Regions from separate parts of the Homo sapiens genome. Here all the other regions are linked to region 1. Evidence: chromatin loops called from intact Hi-C (ENCODE). Cell type or tissue: GM12878. All regions are shown on one strand.

Evidence for each region. Peaks named below come from ENCODE experiments on the same cell type or tissue, not always from the same donor. Only the 100,000 strongest peaks of a DNase experiment are listed, where the experiment ranks them.
Region 2: a loop joins it to region 1, with 4 times the contacts of the local background. A loop is called at or near these places in 2 of 110 quality-filtered maps.
Region 3: a loop joins it to region 1, with 4 times the contacts of the local background. A loop is called at or near these places in 2 of 110 quality-filtered maps.

What each region holds. Positions count from the first base shown.
Region 1 is chrX:109,266,331-109,274,330 of GRCh38, forward strand. No RefSeq gene overlaps it. Among named protein-coding and RNA genes, the nearest start is that of GUCY2F, 210 kb to the right of the region's middle. RefSeq lists enhancers at 4,511-4,560, 4,671-4,970, 5,051-5,270. In GM12878, no CTCF peak of the experiment used is centred here; a DNase peak (open chromatin) is centred at 4,841; H3K27ac peaks cover 1,209 bases.
Region 2 is chrX:109,380,442-109,388,441 of GRCh38, forward strand. It overlaps GUCY2F (guanylate cyclase 2F, retinal), which reads right to left. Exons shown (of 20, transcript NM_001522.3): 16 at 4,743-4,841; 17 at 1,677-1,771. Among named protein-coding and RNA genes, the nearest start is that of GUCY2F, 98 kb to the right of the region's middle. In GM12878, a CTCF peak has its summit at 4,548 (motif pointing left); no DNase peak of the experiment used is centred here.
Region 3 is chrX:109,183,929-109,191,928 of GRCh38, forward strand. No RefSeq gene overlaps it. Among named protein-coding and RNA genes, the nearest start is that of GUCY2F, 290 kb to the right of the region's middle. RefSeq lists enhancers at 1-4, 572-1,139. In GM12878, no CTCF peak of the experiment used is centred here; DNase peaks (open chromatin) are centred at 973 and 3,975; H3K27ac peaks cover 390 bases.

The sequences.
Region 1 (8,000 bases):
CTTTAAGGTTAACCTTAATTCCATATATTATCATAATTCTCCTTTTCCATATAAAGTAACATATTCACAGGTTCTGAGGATTAGGATGAAAAGCATCTCAGGAGGCCATTATTTTGCCTACCATAAAGTCCAACTGAAGCTGCTCTTGGATAAGGACTAATACACTAAAGAGTGACATCAAGGTCCTTCATGAATAGTGGATATTTCTCTTTATCACTGTACCATCACTAGCCAATTAAGGCTCCATTCTGGACCCTTTACCGCTATACTCTTGTGAGGTTACTCAATAACACATGATTTCAACTGCTCAGTATTCCTGCACCAACTCTCTAACATCTACTGGGTATCCCAAAATTCGATTCAATTCTGGCAATAACCACCTGTGACTAGTACAGATTCCACAGATTAAGGGCAAAGTCTTTCAATTCTGACATCAACAATCTGGAGTTAGTGTAGATGCTCACAAGTTAAGGGCTCAGTCCCAAAAGACTGTCCCCACTTCAGATACCAGCCACAAATATCATTTTCCCCAAACAACTCATTCTACTGCCTGGCCAGCTACAAGTACATGGGTTCCCATGATCTCTTTCTGGGCTAAATAATTTGCTAGAAAGTGCTGCACTTGTGACTACCATTTTATTATAAATAATACAGATGTATAGCAAAATGAAGAAATACATAGGGCAAGACATTGGGGAGGGGAGTGGTGCAGAGCTTTCATGCCCTTTCCTTATGGAATCTAGGCATGTCTTCCTCTTTAGCACATTGATGTATTCACCAACCTTGAAGTTCTCTAAGCCTCATGGTTCCAGGATTTTTATATGAGGTTTCATTAGTAGACATGATTCATTAAATCATTGACCACATGATTGAACTCAATCTGTAACCTCCTTGAATATCTCCTTCGTTCAGTCCCAATTTTCTAATAATAAAGCTGATTTTTTGGCAACCAACCATCATCCTGAAGCTACCCAGTTCTACTCCCTATGAGTCACCTCATTATTGTAACAAAGACAGTCCTATCACTTGGGAAATTCCATTCCCAAATATATTTTTTATTTTACCACACCCTCTATGCTAGTGACACCAAAAGATTTTATTTTCTCTGGAAGTCACTAAGATAGCTTCACATAAGACATCCAATCAATTTCCAAACCCAGTGTCACCAGAATCAGGTGGAATGTCTGTCCCAAGTTCTTTCTTTATTTCCCTGCACTGTAGTAAGTATTCAAGAAATATTTGGTGAAAAGAAAGAAAGAAAGAAGAGAAGAAAAGAAAGAAAGAAAGAAAGAAAGAAAGAAAGAAAGAAAGAAAGAAAGAAAGAAAGAAAGAAAGAAAGGAAGAAAGAAAGGAAGAAAGAAAGGAAGAAAGAAAGAAAGAAAGAGAAATTACCCTTAAGAAACTCTAAATATTGTAGACAAAATAGATACATGAACAAGTCACTTTCATACAATCTGGGAGACCAGGGAAACTTTCACAGAAAATGGAGTAAGTTTAGAAGGATGAGTGTTAGTCAAGTGAAGGAATGTAAGAAGTGGGTTCTAGACAGAGGACTTATCTTGAATAAAGATGTAACTGAATAAGCAGTTTTCCATGGTGTCAACCACTTATTTTCTTATCCATTCTTTCCAGTTCTTTTCCTGTGGCTTCCATCCCCTTACCAACTAGTTCCGTTTAGATTGGGCTATCGCATAGCCTCTCAGAGACCTTTCTATCTTCAAATCTCCTTGAACTGCTGTCTCAGATCACTGTAGTGCAGTGTGCATAGGTCAGCCAGAATCTTTCTGGAGTATTTGGATGTCATTCCACTGTTCAGATACTCAAGGTAGTTAGTGCTCAAATTGAACTGAATCATAGGACACCCAGTTGATGTCAGAGAATAGGTGCAGGAATAGAAGATCCAAACTTATGTGTCAAAGTCCTCTCTAGCTAACCCCTCCTTACTGAACTTCCTTCAGTTCCTGCTAGTGTCTTCCCTCAGCTTTTGCTACTGTCTGACCTGAACTTTTTGTTCCAGCCACTTTGTTTCCTGAGTGAGAAAATATGACTTCCTTATTCCCATTTCTGAACCATCCCACAGGCCAGGAATCCCCTCTCTTCTCTTACCTCTCCTCCTTGAACACAGCTCTGGCAAGAGATCAAGCTGATACTGAAATAGAGCCCATTGTAGTAAGCAAAATGTGAGTCAGCTCCCTACAGACCTGGAACAGGCAGAACAACTTTGTGTGGGCACTTGTGTCTCCAATTGGTAATTCTGGGCCAGCTCTAATCTCAAAATCCCCTGAGGACTCCTGGGAGAGAGAGCTCAGGCAGTTCAGATCTCATGAGATTAGGTTCAATATACTGAGGCTACCTCCCTAAAGATGTGAGTTGATAAAGTTTGTCTGTTGAAGTGCCACTGGCCCTACTGTCTTCTTTTATATTTTTCCTCTTTTAAATCTTATAGCTCTAATCCAGTACTCACCATCACTTCCTTTCATCCTGACAAGAAGAAAAGGGAAGCCAATAATATTATTCATATTACAGTCTTGGGGACTGAATCTACTATGTTTCACAAGAGGATGTCAGGGGGTTGAAAGGGACCTTTGCTACTTACTGGCTATGTGATCTCAGGCAAAGGACTTGAGTGCTCTTTGCCTCAGTTTCCTCATCCATAAAATGGGGATACTAGGAGTACCTATGTTACTGTTAGCTATCATTGTTATTATTGTCTGTCAGTATCCTATACAGCAACCCTGCCTAGCAATTAGCTAGCTTGTGCTTTAGTGCCTGCTATGATGGGAGCACTATACCTCCTAGGACAGTTCATTTATTTGGCAGTTTTATAAATATAGAAAGAAGGAGCTGTATTTGTAGGAGAAGAATGGGTCTTTCTCAGATTTCTAGAATAAAGGTTGTCTACCACGGGTTTGTGAGGCTAGTTAACTCCTCCTGAGACCAATGCTTACCTAATTGTTATTGCTGTAGAGTATTTATAGTAATAATAATAATTCTTCTGTTGAGCATTTACCATGTGCAGGCATTGTGGTAAGTATTTTATATGCATTATCTAAACTAGTCCTTGTTATTGCTCTAATTATTATTATTTTATTAATTGGTAAAATTTAGATAGTGCCCATTATGAGCCAGGTACTTTTCTAAGTGCTTTACTAATTAAATCACATAAAAATCATAAGAAGTAGGTACTACCATTTGTTCACATTACAGATGAGAAAGCTGTGGCTCTGAGAGATTAAGTCACTTGCTCATACAGTTGGTCATACAACTGGTAAGTGGAGGAGCCAGATTTTGAGTCTAAGCAATATGGCTCCAGAAAGCACTCCTTAACTACTAAATCATACTACATTCTTTATAATGCAGCAATTCTAATATACACAGTCTCAGGGAGAGTAACAACTGCCTACATTCTCTTGTACTTACGGTTTCTGCCCCCATGCCACCCCTGCCACCATGAGGAAACTTTGCTTTACTGTTCATTTTACCTCAGATGTTCTCTTAGGGATTATTCCCATATTCCCATCTTTGCTAACGATTAATTGTGCTATGTAAGACAAATTGTTTGATGCCTTTAATTCTAAGTTTTCTCCACTGTAAAACAGAAATTATATCCACCTGGCAGTAATATTGTTATTACTCTCTGCCACAGTCCATACCAACCAGCCCAAGCCACCCCACCCACACACTACTGAGTTGGCAGCCAATAAAGCCAAATACCTGCCCTCAGGGACCCTTTCATGGCAGTCACAGTGAACCTACTCAAATTGCTGCTGCTCTAGCTCCTCATTCCCTCTGGACTGGTCCCTGTAGGTACATGCCTTCTGAACTTGGCTATGCATCCTGTGTCCATCCTCACACTGCTATCCCAGACATGATCATCTCAAGTCTTCTCATTTGTTTCTTCAGTGCTTCTCATGCAAAGGTTTGCATTCTTCCTCTGGTTCTGCCTGTTCTTGGCTGTTCCAGCTATCCCCTGCCCAGCCAAGTCCCAGACCTACCTATCAATGGGTCAACCCTGGGCTACTGCCAAGGGCCATCAGACTAAACCTCTGCTAGTACATGTTATGCAACAATATGACTTCTTTCCCTGGTTTATCTATGCTGAGTTCCCATTTAGGAGTTTCCTACATCTAGAATGCACCTTTAACCCAACAATTGGAGTAATGATTTCCATCCTTGCCATTTTTCTGCATTACTAAACACCATCCCAACCCCTGTAGATTTCAAGCACTTGGAGAGATCATTCAGATAGGAGATTCTATCCAGCTTTCTTCCAGTAAAAATAACCATTACTACTTATTAAACATTTACTATATGCCAGACACAGTGCTAAGCAGTTTACATGCATTCCTTCACTTAAACTGTCCAACAATCTTAGGTGACAAATATCATTATCCTCATTTTCCTACTGTAGAAAAAATGAGACACAGAAAGGTTGAGTGACTCACCTAAGATCACACAGCCATCATGTGGCAGAGCTGGGATCTGAATTCAGATTGTATGCTTTTAAGATTAACACCTTTAATCACTGAATACTTTTGCCTCTCAACTTACATCCACCCTACTAAGTACATGAAGACTTTGCTGAGCCTCTTTACAGTTCATGAAATTGTGAAACTCTTTGTCTTCTCTTTCCTATTAATCCTGCCCACACAGGAGGTAGGTGGCTTCCAGTATTTTGGTTAAGCCCAGCCTACTCATATCCTCCCCCATGGCCCCATGCCAACCAGAGGCTGGGGGAAGAGCAGGTGCTGAAACTTTCAGTTCCACATTGGCCAGTTTCAGGAGCTGGTGTAAGAGAAAGGTTGTGGATTAGCAAAGTACTGGTGAGAACCAGCCCTCTACCTCAAGAATGCTCCCAGGCAAGTCATAACTTCTCCCTGAGCAAATCGGGGAAGTCCCAGACCCATGCCATTATACTGGGCCAACTCACCCACATACTACATGGCAGACAGCCAAAGAAAATGAGTCCCAGCTTTCAGGGCCTCATTTGAGGTAATTGCCTTGAACCGTCTCACTTCACTCCTACTCTTGCTCTTCACTTCTTTCTCTGTTCCTTTGCACACCTGACTCCAGTCCTTCTTGGAACTGTCTCCTGTTTGTTTGTGACCCTGCTTTCACCCCTTAGGCTTGCCACACTCAGCTTTTGACCCTTAGTGCTTTCTAAGAACAGACTTGTCATCATCCCCTGGCTCTTCTTGCTCTTTAAAATTCTAACTCATTACCTTGACTAATTTAAGCTGCCACAAATGGAAATCCTACCCTGATGCTGGCCCACCTGACCAGCACTCCAGTCTTCAAGGGGGTGGGGCTTTGGGGTAATAGAGAATAAAGAAGGGAGTCAGAAAGTGATGAGGAACCAATGAGAAAGATGCCTAGCCAATGCCACCACCTAGTGTAACTGCCTCTTCCCTGGTATACTGAGTCTTAGTACCCCTTCTCTATTTTGAAACTTCTTGAGGCCCACCCATTTGTTCCACAAAATAGACATCCCCGGGGAGCTGAGAAGGCATACAGCTACCCTCTTTTCTCAGCTTTAAATTAGAACACATAAACTGACACTATGAATGTGCTTATGGCAACAACACTATGGAATTTGAATTCATGACTGCCCTAGAAAATCTTTGGTGTACCATCTCCATGCTTATATAGTATGATGGAAGAGTGCCACACATACCTGAGTCCTCAAAGAGGTACCTGCTAGCCTGACATATTGACAGTACCCTACCACATACTGCGCATTCCTTGCACTCTGGACATACTCATCTGTCTTCAGTTTATATCTGCTACACTCCCTCCTACTACAAGGTGCAAGCTATTTCCTTTTCTGGAAAGCTCTTTCTCACTCCTTAAGAATCAACTACCTCTCTTTCTCCAGAAGTTACCTCCATCATCACTTTTTAAAGGAAGTTTTCCAAGTTTCCCTCAGTTATATTACTATGTTCCTGCCCATTGGATCCATTGTAGCACTTGCTGCAATGAAAATTTTGCATTTATTTGTGTGATTCCATAAGAACAAGGGCCATGTATTGTCGTTCACTACTGTCTTCTCAGTGCTTTGCATGATCCACAACAAGTAGTTGTTTTTTGGTTTAATTGTGCAATGAATGAATGGCCTGAAATGCCCACCAACCAAGTCTTCCAAACATCTTTGTCCATATGCACAAACCACGTGGGAAGAGAAGAAGTATCCTGAAGTGCATCTGGGATGGTTCCCTTCTATCAGCAAGTTGGTGCATAGGAGTTTAGCAGATGAACAATGTGAGTTTCTAGCAAGGATGACACATGCTATGTACCTTTCTAGAGTAGAGTAATTGTGATAACTGGGACACAGAGAAATGCAACATGCCCAAGCTCATTTAGCTAGTAGATAGCAGAGCCAGGATTCAAATCTTAGTGGTCCAACTCCACTTGATTCACCTTGCTGAACCTTTGTAGTTTTCTCATCTGTAAAATGGGAGCAATGTTACCAGCTTGCAGAGTCATTACAAAAATTAAATGAGATGATGTATTGAAACCACTTGCACATATTAAGTATTCATTGTATGGTACCTATTAGTATTAGTTTCTCTGAAGATGAAGGGAAGTCAGAGAAGATGCATGCTAGGACAGAGAGGAATGCCTGCCTTTCCATAGTCTCCGCCCATCTTTGTCCCATTTCTCTCTCTCTCTTTCTTTCTCCCTCTGTCTTCCTCTCGCATCCCACCACCCAGCTATCATCTCCAGAAAGAGATGTTTTTAGGGGTTAGGAAACAAATATAGAGAATAGGTTGAAACAGAGATAAATTAGGAATAAAGGGGCTGAAAAAGACACCAGAAGGAGGAAGAAATAGAAGAGTGGCAGGAGAGAAGGGACAGCACATGTAAAATGCTTACATCTTTGCCTCTACTAAATAAAATTGTAAAAATACAGCAGCACGTGGCCTTCCCACAGGACTTTCTTTTCCTTTTTAAAAAAGAGATAAGGGAGGAGGAAGCATAAAGACATGGGCCTAGAAGGGTACTGGCTGAGAGTCAATTTGAAGTTACGTCCATCCCTGCCCTAATTCTTCTAGAAAAAGCTAGAAGGCCTAGAAAGAAAATCTCAATTTATATAGCTTTAAAACACACACACATAAACACACACACACTACCACCATCACCACCACCATTTAATGCTGTCCATTTTTGTATTTTCCAGTCATTTGTTGGTGTCAGTGTGTCTGTTAGTTGAGTGTGCCCCTGGCTCTTACAGAACAGAAGGCATAAGAGTCCAGGCAATGTGTCTTCTCCTCTGCAACCAGGTGCTTAATGTTTTCTTGGAACTGTGATGAGAGATGGATGAGGGGAACAGCTCTTCTTATGGTGGTAACCCAGGCAGCTCCCCATCCCCTGCTGGGTTTGTTTAGTTACGCCTCAGATATCAGAATACCCGGGCCTCTTAGAACACAAGGGCCCAATTGAATAGATCCCCTGGAAGTCCATGGGGCAGAACACAGCAGGACAAGTGATTCTTGGGAGATTGCTAGGCCAACTTGGCAGAATGGAGACTTGGGAAACCTCTAGTGTACATGTCCAAACCAAATTTGTGAAACACTGGCTCATCCCCAGGTCCTTTGCTGGGGCCTTTGGGGAAAGTTCTAAATGCAATCCAGTCTAGTTTAACATTTCATTATTTATAATTACAAGACATAAAAAAAGTGGAAGGAGGGACAGAAACAAGGAACACAGTTAAGGCTTGGCTAGCAACATCTTGGATACAATGTCATTAAAAGTAAAGCATGCTTCTATAAATTAATGAATACAAGCTTTTAAAACATTATTTTCAAGAAAAGAAATGTGCAAAAGAAACCATTGTAGTACTTAACATTCATAAGGTGAAAAAGATACTTGTATTAAAAAAGAAATGTGCCTTGGAAACATATGAGGGATGAGATGCTGCAGGATCTTAATCATAAACCTATGCAGAGTATTATTATAATTAACATTGTTACAATTCTATATGAAATTCCTCATTGGTGGGC
Region 2 (8,000 bases), 110 kb after region 1:
ATCTCTCCTCCTCTCCTGACCTTTCCTTGGGCCTTACTTCCTCTCCTCTTCCTTGTTCCCTTGCCCCTTCCTTTCCTCTGAGGCGCCCTCTTCTCTTCCCTCTTAATGTCTCCTCCTCATAAGGACCCTGCCACAACAATAATCCAGGCCCAATGTGGCATCAGAGAAAGGCTCTTCTTCCAACTTGCTGTGAAATGTTCCCAAATTCCCTGGGGTTGGGGAAACCATGAAGCTGCAAAGGGCCCTTTTGAAGTTAAGTCCTGATTTTGTACTTGAAACACCCAAAGATGTGAGTGCTCCTGAATTGAATTTGTGGGACAATAAAAACCATTGGGACAGGGATGCATTTTCGTTTTTCAGTTTCAAAAGTGGCAACCCTTCAGCTTTTAAATGAGGGGCCTCTGCCCAGCAATGCAGAGGAAAAGGTCTTCAGGAAACCAAGCTGCATTTCTACTCCTCTGTTGAAATATGACAGAATGTATAGAAGGATCACAAAAGCTTTGGACAGTTAGATTCGCTGCCCAAGTAATATCCCTGTCCCCAACATTTTACTGTCTGAGTTCTCTGCAAGAGGTGGGAAAGGAGCCTCTGTCCCCTTGTAAGTGACTCATCCAACCTCCTGGAAGATACTAATGACCTATTGGAAGGAAAAAACTAGGACTAGCCATAGGAGGAAGTTGTCAACTAGAGTTAGACCTTCCAAACTTTAACATCTGAAATCTAGCTACATGTAACTTGCCACTGTTTAGAAAAGGAATGCCAAAGTCAGAAGCTAATTGTGCATCACTTAGTGCCCTGCTCTTGCTTTGCCCAAAAATAGTCACTGAGAAAATCATCTTTATGCAGCATGGTGTCATGGAAAGGTCACTAAAAAGGAAGTCAGGCTTCCTGAGTCTTGACCTGATTCTGCTATCAGTTGACTGTGTGACCCTGCTCAAACTACTTCACCTCTCTGGACCTTGGTTTTCATCTGAAAATGAGGGAGTTACATTATTTTATCACTGAGCTCTTTTACAACTGGGTCAACCGGTGGTCTTTGGTCATTCAGAAATAGATAAATAGAACACAGTGGAAATGGCAAAAAAAGAAAACTAAAATTATTCTAATCCTATATCTCAGGTCTAGTGATAACTCTAACAGGGAAAAAGGGGCTACAAAATGTTTGCCTTTCATAGAAACTGACTTTGTTCCTCCTGGTTTCTTAGGGAAAGAAAAAGTCTCTCTGCAAATAGTGTGCCAATGGGTGCCTTTCACCCAGGAAGGGTGGCCACTGAGAAAGTGAATAGAAAATCCAAACTCACAATTACTATGGCTTATTGAACAATGTCTGGCACTGCCAAAGAGTGAAAAAATGTAGGTTAGAAAATGTAAATAATAGTGCAGCTCATTGGAAAGCCAAATTCTGTGCAGTTCTTTAAGAGAGAAAGATACAACTTACAGTCTGAAAAATGCAGAAAAAATCTCAATACTCCTCCCCACTGTAGCCATATTTTAAAGAGAAGAAAATTGAGGCAAAATGGAGCAATCTTTTGGGAACCCCAAATGGGGCTGAAGATTCTGCCCAAGTTATAGCTCTGAGTCTCAGACTCCCAGGTAAACTCTTTCAGCAGACCATGACCTCTCCAGAAGCAGGTGTATCCAAGTAGTCTGGCTCAAAAAACAAAAAGACATTATACCTTGAGCTCTGTTCTTCCTCGAAGCTCCACTTCATAGCCCTCACTCAGATTTTGAAGAATTGTAACAGTGCTGAGACTGACATGAATGCGATAAGCTGCAAAAGAAGGAGAGACATGATTTGGGCTCCTTTCTCACTGGCAAAATTAATGAGAAAATGTCAATGTAATAAATGTCTTCACTTGTAAATGAACTAGACCATTAGCAACGTCCTGAGAGAGGTTTACTTAGGGTTTCACAAGAGGAGGAGACGGAGTGATGGCCTTCTTCACCAGGCCGAAATAAGGCATTAGTTGTAGCACCTATCAGCCTCCTAGACACTATCTTAAATGAAAGGCCATGCAATAGAAAGGTGTTAATTTAACTCAAAGGTTGAGATGGAGAAACCAGCATCTACTGTGCTCTCAGCTGAAACGTGACGTCATTTGAAGAAAGCTTGACTTCAGCAGCTTCTTTCACAGGCTGCTACTATGGCTGAACTCTCATGCTTTACATATCTTAGGCAAAATGATGTCTTTTCCATATGCATTCTTACAACTCTCTCTCAACATTGCTACACTTAAAAATAAAACATCAATGAGAAATATCCCAAGAACTCTTTCAACAAATATTTTATGAAGACTGTACATTTATAGCTGACGTTTGGGTGGGGGCACCTAGCTGTGTTTACACATGAATGTACTATTTTCTAACCAATGATCTCAATCTGGGATAAGAGATTTACATAGGGAACTGCCACGTTAAAATTTTATTTAGAACCTAAGGGTAATTATTTGATTAAGAATAATCACTTGTTCACTCAGGTAAGATCCTTGACATTTCTAAAAACTGTCACCCTATGAAGTGAGACCTTGTTGAGGTTGAGTCTTAAATAAAAGTCCAAGGCTAGTTTTCACACATGCTTGAGAAAATCATTTTTTTTAAAAAAAAAGCTGATTACAACCTGAGTAGGAAGGCATGGCGGGAGAGAACTGCAAGGAGTTTCTGCTGTGTATACTCACAGTGACTTTCTTTCTCTTGATAGCTCAGTACTGTTGTTTGTTTGTGCCTTCCTCATTAACTCATGATCATCCAAAGCCCTTACTCAAAAAAGGTTGACCTATTCCTAAAATACACATGCCCAGCCAGTATATTCCTAGCCAGTCCTATGTGTGCATCCCACAAGCATCTGGTCTTCAGGGAGCCTTTCAGTAGAGTAATCTTGATGGTAGGGAACACACAGCTTAAAAGAGAGATAGCTCATACCAACCACCATCCACTTGTATGGTAGGGAGAATCACTCCAGGACTGGGTCACGAGTCACTTCCATTCCAGAATCTCAGTGGTTTCAACTGAGCACAAAGGAGATATTGATGAAATAATTTTTTTATTAATAGATATGTGACATGTCCTGATTTCATATCCAATGTGAGGAGAGGCTACCTCTCTACAGATCTCCATTCAGTTGTGGAGCTTAATGTCATATTTGGGTCATAGTCATTAGCTTTTAGAAAAGCACATTAACCAGCTCCTTTAGCACAGAGAGCACACGCGTATACTTCTTTGTATGCTTCACAATAACTTCCTTGCACAGTCAGTGCTTAATAAACACCTGCTGTGGGTGATTCACTCCATTTTCTTCGTTCTAGCTGATCACTGGGCAAGGTGCTGTCTACATCTCAAAATTCAATTTCTGGTCTCAACTTTGTATTTCCAATGTGAAATGTGTGGAGTTTTCCCTGGTTCAGACCAGAATATGACTTCAGCCTTCTACAAGCTTACATCAGTCCAGAATACTGTGCCAAATCTGCATTGCAGTTCCATGATAAATTTCACTTCATCTTGGGTTGCACTTCAAGAGTAAAGTCATATGCAAAGTTATATTAATGCAGCAGTTCCTGGATGACTACTTCCATGGCCTCTGCCATATCTAAGGAGTTTGAAGACTTTCCCAGATGTCAGAAAATTTATTCTGACAACAGCTTCTAAGTTCCATACTGCCTCCTTAATCATGGCAGCACAGGCTAGATTGACTAAGACTGGACCCATTGTGTAAGCCTGTTTCTACACATGAGTGATGGGAAGTGGGGTCAGACAGGGCACCACCCACTGTGATACAGTCCACCATAACATCAGGGACTAGTTTGAGTACAGTGCTGAAGCTTGGGAAGAACTCGTCTTGCCAGAGTTAAGCCCTTCTAAGGGCTTAAGTGGTTTCTTCCCTTTTTTGGTACAAAATCCATGAAAAATGAAAACTGCATATAGAATTTAATGTTATTCTCTATGCTTTTCCTATAGTAGCATAAAAAATGCTTTGCTCAACCATGATATAAGCAAAAGGCACATTGTGATTCTGTAGTGGTAGTAAATAACCGAGTAAGAGTTGAGCCAGCATCTTACAAACAACAGACAAATGGCATATGGTTTGTACAGTTTTCTTTTCAAAGAAGCAGAGAAGAAATGGTATCTTTGATAGTATGTCTGTTTTGATAGAAGCTAAGGGTTTTATATACAGGGAAGTTGCAATAAATTATTTCAGAATTCCAAGCTACTTGGATTGAGGGATTATTGCTAGCTAAATTGTAGAGGCTATTTGATGAAGCCAGAACTCCTGGGGTCCTAACTGGTTCAAAAAGGGGACTGCAACAGCAAACAGCAGCCAGCTGGGAGGCAGCTGGCTTCAGTGCGTCTCCACAAACTAGTTGAAAAATGGAAAATATTAGTCCCTTATGTAGTTCTTTTCTCAACATGACTCCCACAAACCCACAAGCCCGGCCAATTTTTTTCTTTACCCAAAATACTATTTTAGCTGTTTTTATCAAATTGAGTGGCTGTTTTGGTGTCACTTAGCTACAGCTTCATTTCTAGAGAAAGAAAGGTACATGTTCAGTCCAACATCACCCCCTACTGGTTTGCCATTAGAGACCAGGAAAATCCGTGATAAATCTTAATCTTCTCAAATTATCTTTTATTTTTCTTTAAAACATTGAAACATCAAGTATCCTGCTCTCTTTCACCTCTCTGAAGAAGAATCACCTTCTCAATAGCAGAGTGGTGCCATCCTATCCATCTCTCTATTAGGTACTCACGTAAGCCTGTAGATTCCATCCGAGAAGCTGTGTTCACAGTGTCTCCAAACAAGCAGTATCTGGGCATGGTGAGGCCCACCACTCCAGCAACAACCGGCCCTATAGAGTATCAGGGGGTTGGAATTACAGTCAACAGGTATGCACCCAATGCTAATAGAGGAATAGTGCAAAGAGGAAGGAATGTATCTTTGTAAAAGAATAAAAGTTGCCATCATATAGCTCTGTGAATCTGAAGAAAGACACAATGAGTAGTGAACTCTTTGCCCTACAAGAAAGCAAATTTATAACAATGCAGACATGACTGCCCTTCTGATGTATACCTTTGTTCCACGTAACAGTTACACCTGAGATGCTTATATTTGTCAACAGGGACAAACAAGTATCAAACCCAAACCAGAAAGGCCTGGGCAGGGATTCAGGGTCCAAACATGTTTGTTGTAAGGAAAAAAATGTGACTTTTTCTTGTGCCTTAGGGTTGGAAGAAAGGCTTTCATGGGTTTATCTGGTTCCCAAACTGTGTCTATCAAGAGAATTATTCTAAAACATTTCAAAAATCTGAAAACAAATAGAGCTGACTTTCAATTATCTGTGTTGGGGCATGGAAAAGCAGTATGTATATATAATCAAAGGATATTTTGCATTTAGCATTTTTTGTTCTTACATTTTAATATGGCTGTGTTAAGTGTTCAAGGTAATTGAGAAAACTTCAGCAGCCGTACTGAAAAGTCAGTTTGGGAGTATCCAGAAAGTTCTTCACCTTCAACTTTCTGGTTTCTGCTCTGATTTTGTTTTCCTAAAAAGAGATAGGGGGTCTCACCATATTTCCCACGCTGGTATCGAACTCCTGAGCTCAAGTGATCCCCCCACCTCGGCCTCCCAAAGTACTGGGATTACAGGCATGAGCCACCATGCCTGGCCTTCTGCTCTGTTTTTACGGCTAGGCACCAAGGGGAATAAAAAAGAAATGTAACACATAGTCTCAGTTCTCCAGGAATTTATAGTCTAATTGAAGAGAAGATACTATCAAAGAGGAAGCAATTAAGCAGTAACCCAAGACAACATATGGCTGAGGCAAGAAGCACAGACAGAGGTGCTATAATAACTCAGAAAATGGGAGGAGGTGCTTATTAGGACCTGACTCAATCAAGAAGGGTCCAGTGGAGAAGGTAGGATTTGATCTAGGTCTTGATGGGTGAGTAGGATTTGAACAGTGGAAAAGGGACATAAATCAAAGGCTTGTGGTTGGGATTGTACAGGGAATTTGGGAAGCTCTTAGAGAGAACAGTCTGCCTAGTTCACATGGCTCACGAGAAACTGGAGACAAGGTTGGATTAAGTGGGTTGTACAAGATGGAGGATCTTGAACCACTAGAGAATTTTGAGCAAGGAATTGCATGATCTTTTTTCTCAGATCAGTGTATAAAATGCATTGAAAGGGGAAAATGTAAAACCAGGAAAACCCTCCAGATGGCTGCTGCAGTAATCCAAGCACAAAGTACTTAAAAGGAGGCAATGATAAGAAGTGGATGGCCATGAAGAAGTAATAAGAGAGACGTAAAAGAATCAACAGATTTATTGGCTGTCTGATTGACAACCATGAGAAAATTGCCATGAGCTTGTGAGTTTATGCTGATTTGTGGGAAAAGATGACTTGAAGTTTTAAATATGTTAAATTTGAAATAATGGTGAACCCTACAAGAAGAGGTATGCTGAGGGGGGTTGGAAATGTGAAACTGAAGCACAAATGACAGATGAGGGCTTTTCTCTAAAAGAAAAAATCAAACGCCTGCTATGTGCTAAGAACTCTGGATACAAACATGAGTAAGATATGCTTCCTGCCACCAAGGAGCTTAAAGCCTAATGGAAGGACAGACAAGGAAACACAGATTATGCTGATGACTATGAGAAGGATGGATGGTAAGAGGCAAGAGTGAAAGCAAGAAGATGCTATTGCAGTGATCCAGGCAAGAGATCTTGGTGTCCCAGGCTTGGGTTGTGAGAGTGAATAAGAGACAAGAGAGATCAATAAATATTTAAAAGGTAAAGAGTGTTCAAGACTTAGTAGTTAGTTGAACGTTAAAGGTCAGAGTAAGGGAGGAGTCAAAGAGAATGACTCTCAAGACTAACTGGAGTAACTAGGTCAATGGTGGTACCACCAACTGAAATAGAGAATAAATATAAGAAGAGCAGGAAGTTTGTATGGGTAAAAAAATAATTGTTTTAGATGTGTCGAGTCTAAGGTCCATGTGGAACATTCAGGTGGGCATATCAGCAGGAATTTTGATATAGAAGGCTGAAGCTTAAGGGAGAAGACTGCACTAAAGCTGTGGAGTTGGAAGTCATCAGCGTACAAGTGGTAGTTAAACCACAGATATGAATGAGATCACCCATGAGAGTATGTAGGAGGAGAAAAACAGTGGATCCTGACAGAACACTGGAGAAGACCAATATAAGGGACAATTAGAGACAAAAGGAATTATCAGACAGTGGTAGGAAATGAAAGTCAGGTTGCTGTGGGTTGAGTAATAAATTAGAGGTGAGACATGCAGACAGCAAAAAGATCACAAGACTGAGAGCTTTGCAGAAAATGTTAGAGAACAGGAAGAGTCAAGAGAACCAGTAAATAAAGTGAAAAGCAGCATTCACAGAGTGAGGAGCATGTCATAAAAGCCAATTGAGGAGCATTTTAGGGAGGCTTGTCATGAATTCCAGATGCTGCAGAGGTAAAGGCAGACAAGGACCGGGGAAAGTGGTGAGAACTGAAGTCAGATTGCAAAGGGGCTAAGGAGGGAGTGGACAGTGAAGAAATGGCACAGTGGATGTCATTCATTTTTTTAAAGAAGTTTGGTAGGAAAGGGGTGAAAAGGATGGGGGAAGGAAAGGAGCCTAGAAGAGCAGAGCAGAGAGAAAAAGGTGGGGAGTGGATACAGAAGCAAGAGGAGCTAGTAGGTAATGAATGTGGGAGGAAAATAATTCAGAAGTAGGGATTTTAATTAATTAAATGAATTATCCTAACTACAACATATACCTGTTGATCTTGTAGCATAGTCAAACATGGAAATATTGCCTCTAACCAAAATGGTAGATTAAAAGAGTTTAGTACCTGGAACAAGGAGCTGCTGCCCACTGTGTTAGTGCAGGTACTGGGAGGAGAGTAAATTTGGGTAGGCATAAAGGAATTATGCAGCCCGGACACCTGGATAATCCGGTGGCCAGGAATCAGGGGAGAGCTATCTTTTTCCCTTTCTTTTTTAGTCTT
Region 3 (8,000 bases), 82 kb before region 1:
CAAAAATCTCCCCTACTGAGCACCTTGTGACCCCCACTCCTGCCCGCCAGAGAACAACCCCCCTTTGACTGTAATTGTCCTTTACCTACCCAAATCCTATAAAACGGCCCCACCCCTATCTCCCTTTGCTGACTCTCTTTTCGGACTCAGCCCGCCTGCACCCAGGTGATTAAAAGCTTTATTTCTCACACAAAGCCTGTTTGGTGGTCTCTTCACACAGACGTCCATGAAAATGAGTATCTATTACTTAATTTCACTTTAAGGTTTCAAGTTACCAAAAATATTTTTGAAACTTTGAAGAGTTTATCTATAAACATCTATAGCTATTTTACTTGTTTTTAATAACTATGTTTAAACTATTCATGAAAGTTCTATGAGACATTAAACAAAACTAGTTTTTATCTCATGTTATTTCCCCGTTAACCATTTTTGCAGCATGTGAATGTTAGACATTCTTTCAATCACCTATTCCATTGCCCCAAGAAATTGCTAGCTAGGAAACCCTGAATTTGTACTTTCAAAGGGATGCCTTCCCAGATGAAACAAGTTAAATAATTTGTAGAACTCAGATCTAAACACTGTTATTTGCCAAAAGAAAAAGAAAGGCATATGTAAAGGTCAAATTAAGACAAGATGATCAGAGAAGTACCTTAAACAAAGGTAAGGTTTGTTATGTGAACTTTAAGTCCAATATCTTTACTATTGTAAAAGTTTCTAGTGGTTTAGGTGCAAAGAGGGAAATACCCTTACAAATGGAGATTTCCCATACAGATGTAAATTTCTTTTACAAAGAGTTTCAAAGTAGCTACCTAATTGTCTGGAAGTTGTCTTTTGGAGACCATTTAATTTGATAGGCAGTCTTTTCAACTTTTCTTGTTTCTTAGCTAGACTTCAACTTGAAGCTCATTAATGAGTAGGCCAAAGAAAAACTGGTAGAAACTTACTGGAGCTTCCCCCAGAGGACCTTTGGTCCTGGTGGTTAACATAAAGATTATCAGAAGGTGGGCAGCCTCTTTTAGGGGCTTTCCTCAAAATCTCTGGGGACAATGCCTCTTTCAGTGTCCTAGTTGTTTCTAGGAATGGCAACAATTTTTTGGAAACTGGTGTTTTAGGGGTCATTAATTGGAAAAGTGCCCTGGGGCAGGCCTAAAAGTTATTCTAGGTTGTTGGTTGCCATGAACTGAAACACTTTGGGAATGGCTTTCAAATGGTTATTTAAGATCTTTTGGATTTTGCCTGGGCCATAAATAGACCAAGTAGGGCTTGTCAGGTCCTTGCTATCATTCTCAAGAGAATAATATTCTGCCTCTTTTATCCACTTTTGGGCTTTCTCAGGTCCCACTAACATGTGTATTAGTTGGTATAGAGCAAGTATCATGGGTCATAAGTTATAATTAAGACCCTGAATCCTTTAGATAACTTTTGAAAGTCTTCCTTAATTTTAGGGTATTTTTAAATTATGGCCCTGAGCTCCATTTTTGTCTGGGGACTGTAAGTCACTTGGGGATTGTCTCCAATTTTGGGGTAATTCTAGTCTTATAAGAAAAATGTTTGTTTTTTTCAGAGAAGAAAGGAAATTCAGACAGAGAGTAGACTGTGAATATTCAGGAGTACACTGTGAATATTCAAGCAAAGTAGGATAAAGGGGAGTGGTAGGAGTCATGTCAGTTCTATCATCCTTCGTATGGTAAATACCTTGCATTTTTAGCTTTTTATTAGGTTTTTGCAATGAATCTTTTTTAAAAAACTATGTTAAAATTCTATTGTCTCTTTGAAGCTTCTGAATGCCAACAAGAATCCTGTTCTTTCTGTGTAATTTGGGAGGCTTGGGATTCAAGTGCTCTTCTTACAGACTTGTTCATCTGGAATGTTCCACATAATGGCCATGGTAATTCTTAATTATCTTTTGGAAGATTTTGCCAGTTTCATAAATATTTGTAGCTTCCAAGGCCAGAAATCTTATACACAAAAACAGGGGCAAGTCTAATGGAAGATGGAGTACTCAGATCTTTCAAAATTAAAAATCTCATTTTTATTTTGATCTCGGGTCTCTCAGACCCCAAATGACTTTAGATCTAAGATCTTCTTTACCAACTTCACCAATGATTTTCCAGTTTCTGTCTGAGCAGTCAGATATCTGAGGCCTCCCTTAAGTAAGCCTGCAAGAAAAAAGATCCCACATATCTGCAAATTCCAAAAGCCAGACTTTATGCCCCATACAGTAATAACCACTTACTGCAACTGCTGTCAGTTACCTTTAAAACTGCAGTCCTTTACTCTATCTGCAAATGGAGTGCAATCCAAATTTCTGTTTGGCCATATGCCAGCCGAAATTTGGGTGCAACCTACATTTCTGTCCAGCCATATTCTTACGAGCTTAACTCAAACCTTTTATGGAACCATACAGAAGACATCTCCAAAGAGACAGCAAAATATGCAGCCATTGCCAGTGACTTGTCAGCCACCACAAATCCAAAAGTCATGTGCCCTGCCACAGCACAAACTAATCCTAGGTATCACAAAATCAAATACTCTCTCACAGCACAAACTAGACTTAGTACACTCAAAGCTGAGTATATCAAAGAGCTCAAATGCAAAAGAGAGCAGAGCTCAGATCTGAGAGAAACTTACTCAAAACTCTTGGGGATCCAAGAGGAAGACAGAGTATGCCCTCCAGAAAATGGGTTTAGCAGTGCCTTTTCCTGTGTTCCTCAAGGGGTCTCAGGTCTTCAGCAGTCTCTTTCACATCCCTTCAGGGCCTCCGGATGGGTCAAAAGAAAAAATTACAACAAATTTCATTTAAAGATCTCAATTGGCTTTATTTATGATCTTAGAATTGGGTGACATTAATTCATAAAATAGAGTAAGTGTTCAAATAAGATGAAGAGAAGAAGTTTATAGATGGAGAAGGGCTGAAGAAAACAGAAGGAAAGAACAAGAGTAATAGTTATTTCAAAGATGCATTTCTTATAAGATGAGGACAGGGAGACAGAAGAGTAGAAAAATAACTGATTAGTTAACATTGATTACTTCAAGCTACCCTGTTTTTGGTAAGGATAAAAGGAGAGGGAACTTCATCATGATGCCAATTGAAGATTTAAACTGGCTTGTGTGTGAAACTGGCAGTTACCTCTTTCTCCTGATTTCTGGGAAAGTCAGATAACAACTTAGTTCGTGTTTGGTAATGTGGAACTTTAGCGTGGGTGACTCCATTTTGTTTTTAGTCTGGTCCGTTGGGGCATAGTGCAGAAGCTTAGTCCAAAACAATGGACTCCTATAATTTTTATCTGACAGTACCAATGAAGGGCTACACATGGTTTTGTATTATCTGTAAAAGTTGTTGCGAGTATCCAGGGCTAACTTATTATGCCTTTACTACATGCCAGACCCTGTGCTTGGCCCTTGCCTATACAAGATTTAATTTGATACTAGCCACAACATTAGAGAGTAGCATTTTTTGCCCTTAATTATGAATATGGATAGTGAAACTCTGAGAAATTAGATAGCTTGCCAGACTTCACAGTAAATCTAATATAAAACTGTCTGACTCTGATACCATCCTTTGTTTTTTTAACAAAACTATTGCTCCTTGGGCAACCTCTTATCTACCTATTTATCCTAATGTATGACTATTATTAATGAAAGAGAAAAGGCAGTAAGACAGAAATACTGACAGCCAGTTAGTAAGCTAGAGCTTTGTCCTGCTTAGAGCAGGAGCAAATGAGTCACTTATAAGCAGATGGGGCAGCCCCTTCACTACTCTTCCTGTGTCCTCCCATTCTGAGGCTCAATGTACCTCACAACCTGTCTGTCTGTTTTTCTTCTTTTGCAGTCTTAACACCCTACCTGCTCTGCAATCCCTAGGCTTTTCTCCTTTGTCTCCAGGTCACCCCACCCTCATTTACTTTACTTTCCTTTGAGTCCTACACACTACTACTACCACCTGCCCTCTTCACCATCCCTTGAATCCCTACCCCTACTTCTTTTAGTCCTGCTTTCTCTGTTCCTTTTTCTCCTGCTCATCTTTCAAGGCCCCATTAGGGCCCCATCATCGACTCTGCCCTTACAATGGCTCAGTGGTTTTGAGATGAAGTAAAACGTCACTAATTTGTTCTAATTGGGGGGAAAGGTCAGTCTGCCTTAAATGAAAAGTATGAGTGATAGGATATTTGGAGAGGAAAATGCAATCTCATTACTTTCAAGTACATAAAGTAATCCCAATGACTGAGACAAGAGGATAAAAGGCAAAGCTATACATCTCAGAGATCTGTAAGTGGTTTGACAAATAGACATGGCTCATTTATAATTAGGACATTCAGTTTGGGGATACAAATGCTGCTGCTGAGGTTTTCACACTGAAGTAGGCTAATATTTCTCTTGTGTACACAATAAGCTTGTGAAGAGAACTTTTTCATCATAGATATAGGTACAATCTCATTAGAAGGGTCCAGTATTTCAAACCCACTTTCTTATGTCACGTGGCCTAGAGGAAGAGTGCTTTGTTCAATCAATTTCCAGAAGGAGTAACGGTGAACAACACCAACAACAAATACTCATTTCTCTAATTTCTTTCTATGCAAGAGTTACTATTAATGAAAAAAATACCCTGTTGGGGTTACATTAGTTATGGGTGGGGATGCAGAGGTGTAGGGGAAAGAACTGAATGAACACAAGCTGGGCAGCATGTAGTCAAATGACCTTAGTTTGGAATCCATTAATTTGGAATTGGTGAAAATCAAGGAACCAGCCTACTTTATTTTTATACTCTAAGAAGCCAATTTGCCAAGCTAATTACAATGGTAAACAAATTTTTCCTGCAAAGATTTATAAAATTCTTTAAAATTTCCATGCATTGTTCAATACTTTAAAAGTACTCCCTTCATTTATTTATAATTGTTAAGCTAATTAGCTAAACTTCCTACCAGTATTTGAAAGCAGATCCCTGGAGGAAGTCCTATTAGGAAGCCCTTGGTTAGCCTGTTTCACCTTATTATGTATGAAAATTTTGAAAAAATACTTATTTTATTTTCAAATAGCTTATCATTAACATTTTCCACCAAATCAAACTAGTCTTCCCTCATTTTATCTTTCTTACAGCTCAGCAATATTTTTCCCTGGACAACTAAACAGCAATGGAAAGAGATAGCTGCTGTGTTCTACCAAGGTCTCTCTGAATCATTAGGAGGGCAGGATTGCTGAATTATCATGCATCCTGGCCCCCCAATCCCTGACAATGTGGAGACATGTGAGTAGTTGGTAAAAAGAAACACTGCATTATATTTTGGCTTGCATCTTAGAGGGCTTTTCAGGCACTCAGAATACAGATGTGCCTTATTATGAAACTATATGAATTTCTGGGGATTTTCTTCAGCTACAGGAAGAGTCAATTGATGTGAAACTACATTTCCTAAAAGCCACAAATTAGAGACTACTTCTTACAATTATTAGATTCTTCAGCTTTACCCCAAATGATTCATAGAAAGATTCCTTGACATTGTTCAGCAGGCCAAAGCTGGGGAGATAAGGGAACAGCTTTTATTTACAAACCATTAGAAGTACATTTAAAGGGAACTTTATTGGAAAGTCACTTGAAATGCTGAACAGGGTCATGAAGCTATTTCCAACAACTATTCTGAATTTTTATGCTTTTCAGCTCATACAAACACCATGCATGGGAAAGAACACAAGGATTCATTAGCAGAGTCTACTGAATGGGGTGAAGCTACTGGATTCAATAATAGTGATGCATACCTGGCAACTTTCAAGGCAAAGTCAGATGAAAGCCGTTGCCTTCAAATTTCAAAGGGAAATGTCCTATGGACTGTTGGAGGTGAGAATATGATTTCTATTTTACACTTTAGGAAGATGACCATGTCCAGGTGCCCCCCTTTATTCCCCCAAATGCCAAATTAACATGATATTTTAATGGTGGCATAATCAAATTGTATGTGATGCAGACACAGACTAATATTTTTCAGAAAAATATTTGTTCTTTTGTTTTCTGCTTTAAAATGAAGCTAAGCTGCATTCTAAGTGTGTTTTTGTTCATATTGAGGCTCTTATCTTTTCTGTGGGTATATTCACTTTAGACTCTAAAATGTAAATCAACAGGAAAATGGGATTTTGTTTACAAATTTATGCTTACAAGAAAGCATGGATAAATCTGTCAAATGACCAAAGGAATTTATAAAAGAGTACAACAAAGGTAGTTAAGTATACAAATTGAAGAATTACTGACCAATGAAATTATTTGGCATCCCCTTTTACTATACATTTTCTTAAATGAGCTATATCTAATTTCTGGAGGTAGTCCTATGCTTGGGCTTTAGGATTAGAATCAGAGACATTCTGAGTAGAAAGGGAACTTAGAGTTTACCTAGTCCAGTAATTTTTTCCAAACTTATTTTCTTTAAATTTCTTCAATCAAAATCTTGTTTGAAAACTCAATACAGAGACCTGGTAATAGGGGTGAGTTTCTAATTAAAGTCGGGGTTGAGGGGCTTGAAGCCTACCTAATCCACTCCCTTATCACTACTTCCCTACATTTTCTGACTGAAGTCTACAGAAACTAAGTGACTTGGCCAAGTTTGCCCAGTGAATGATAGTGGATCTCCTATTTTTTCTTTAATTTTCTTTATTTCCATTTTCTATTCTCTTTCACCTCCAATAACACACACACACACACACAAACACATATAACACATGCATGCACACACCATTCTAGGTAGTCAGAAGAAACTTCTGCCTCTCATAAGCCACTAATATCTCATTGAGAACATTTGCATTTTCAAAGAGAAAAGTCAGAAGGAGGCAATGTTGAAGCTAATGAAATGAGTCACTAAAGATAGCATGACAGAATTACGGCAAATTTTGCTGTGTGTGGGCTTTCTCAAATCATACTTTGTAAGCATCCTCATCTTTGTCCAATATTTAAGGATAGCTCTGCTGACTTATTTAAAAATAATGGCCTTGGAAAAAACCTCAGTAGCAATTTGCATTTAGACCATCATTGTCTTGAGAGTTGAACAAGCAGAATGAGGGTGAAAGGTGTTCCTATGCTTATCTAGCAAGCTTCCACTTTACTGCACTTCTTTCTGAATCGGTGCAGTGTTCCAGAATATATTGCTTTGTTTCCTCTATGGCTAGGAGATAGGCCTAGGAGACAGGCCTAGTGAGTAAGTGTGGTGTGAGAAAGAGACAGAGACACCCATGGAAAGAGATAAACACACAAAGACACAAACACAGACATAAATAGATGCACACTCATATATAGAGACACACAGTGAGAGGCACATAAACATACAGAGAGGGAGATAAACATATTCATACACAGAGAAAGAAGAGAGAAAGAGATACAATGAGTGACAATGATGGAATGTGAAAAAAAGAGAAATCAAGAAACAGTGACACACACACATATACATATATACACATCCAGAGGGGGAAATTGAGAGAAAGTATGATTGAAACTGAGAGACTGAGAGAGATATATACAAATAAATAGAGTGGGAGGCAGATATACACAGAGAGACAGAAAGATAGAGAGAAAAACTTAGAGTGAAAGAGAGACTGAGAGTGATGGGGAAAAGCTAAGACAAACAGTGGGGAACAATCATGGTGATAGAGAAAGAGAAAAATCATTCCCGTTCTATTTTCTTCCCCACTGAAAACTTTTGGTGTCAGGTTTGTGTGTGTGTGTGTGTGTTCCAGCTTATATGGAACACACACACACACACACATGCAATCTGACCGTAGAAAATATTATATTGTTTTTCCCAGATTGCTGGCAAGATGGCCGAATAGGAACAGCTCTGGTCTGCAGTTCCTAGTGAGATTAACTCAGAAGGTGGGTGATTTCTGCATTTCCAACTGAGTTACCCAGTTCATCTCATTGGGACTGGTTGGACAGTGGGTGCAGCCCACAGAGGGTGAGCCGAAGCAGGGTGGGATGTCACCTCACCCAGAAAGCACAAGGGGTCAGGGAATTCTCTCCCCTACAC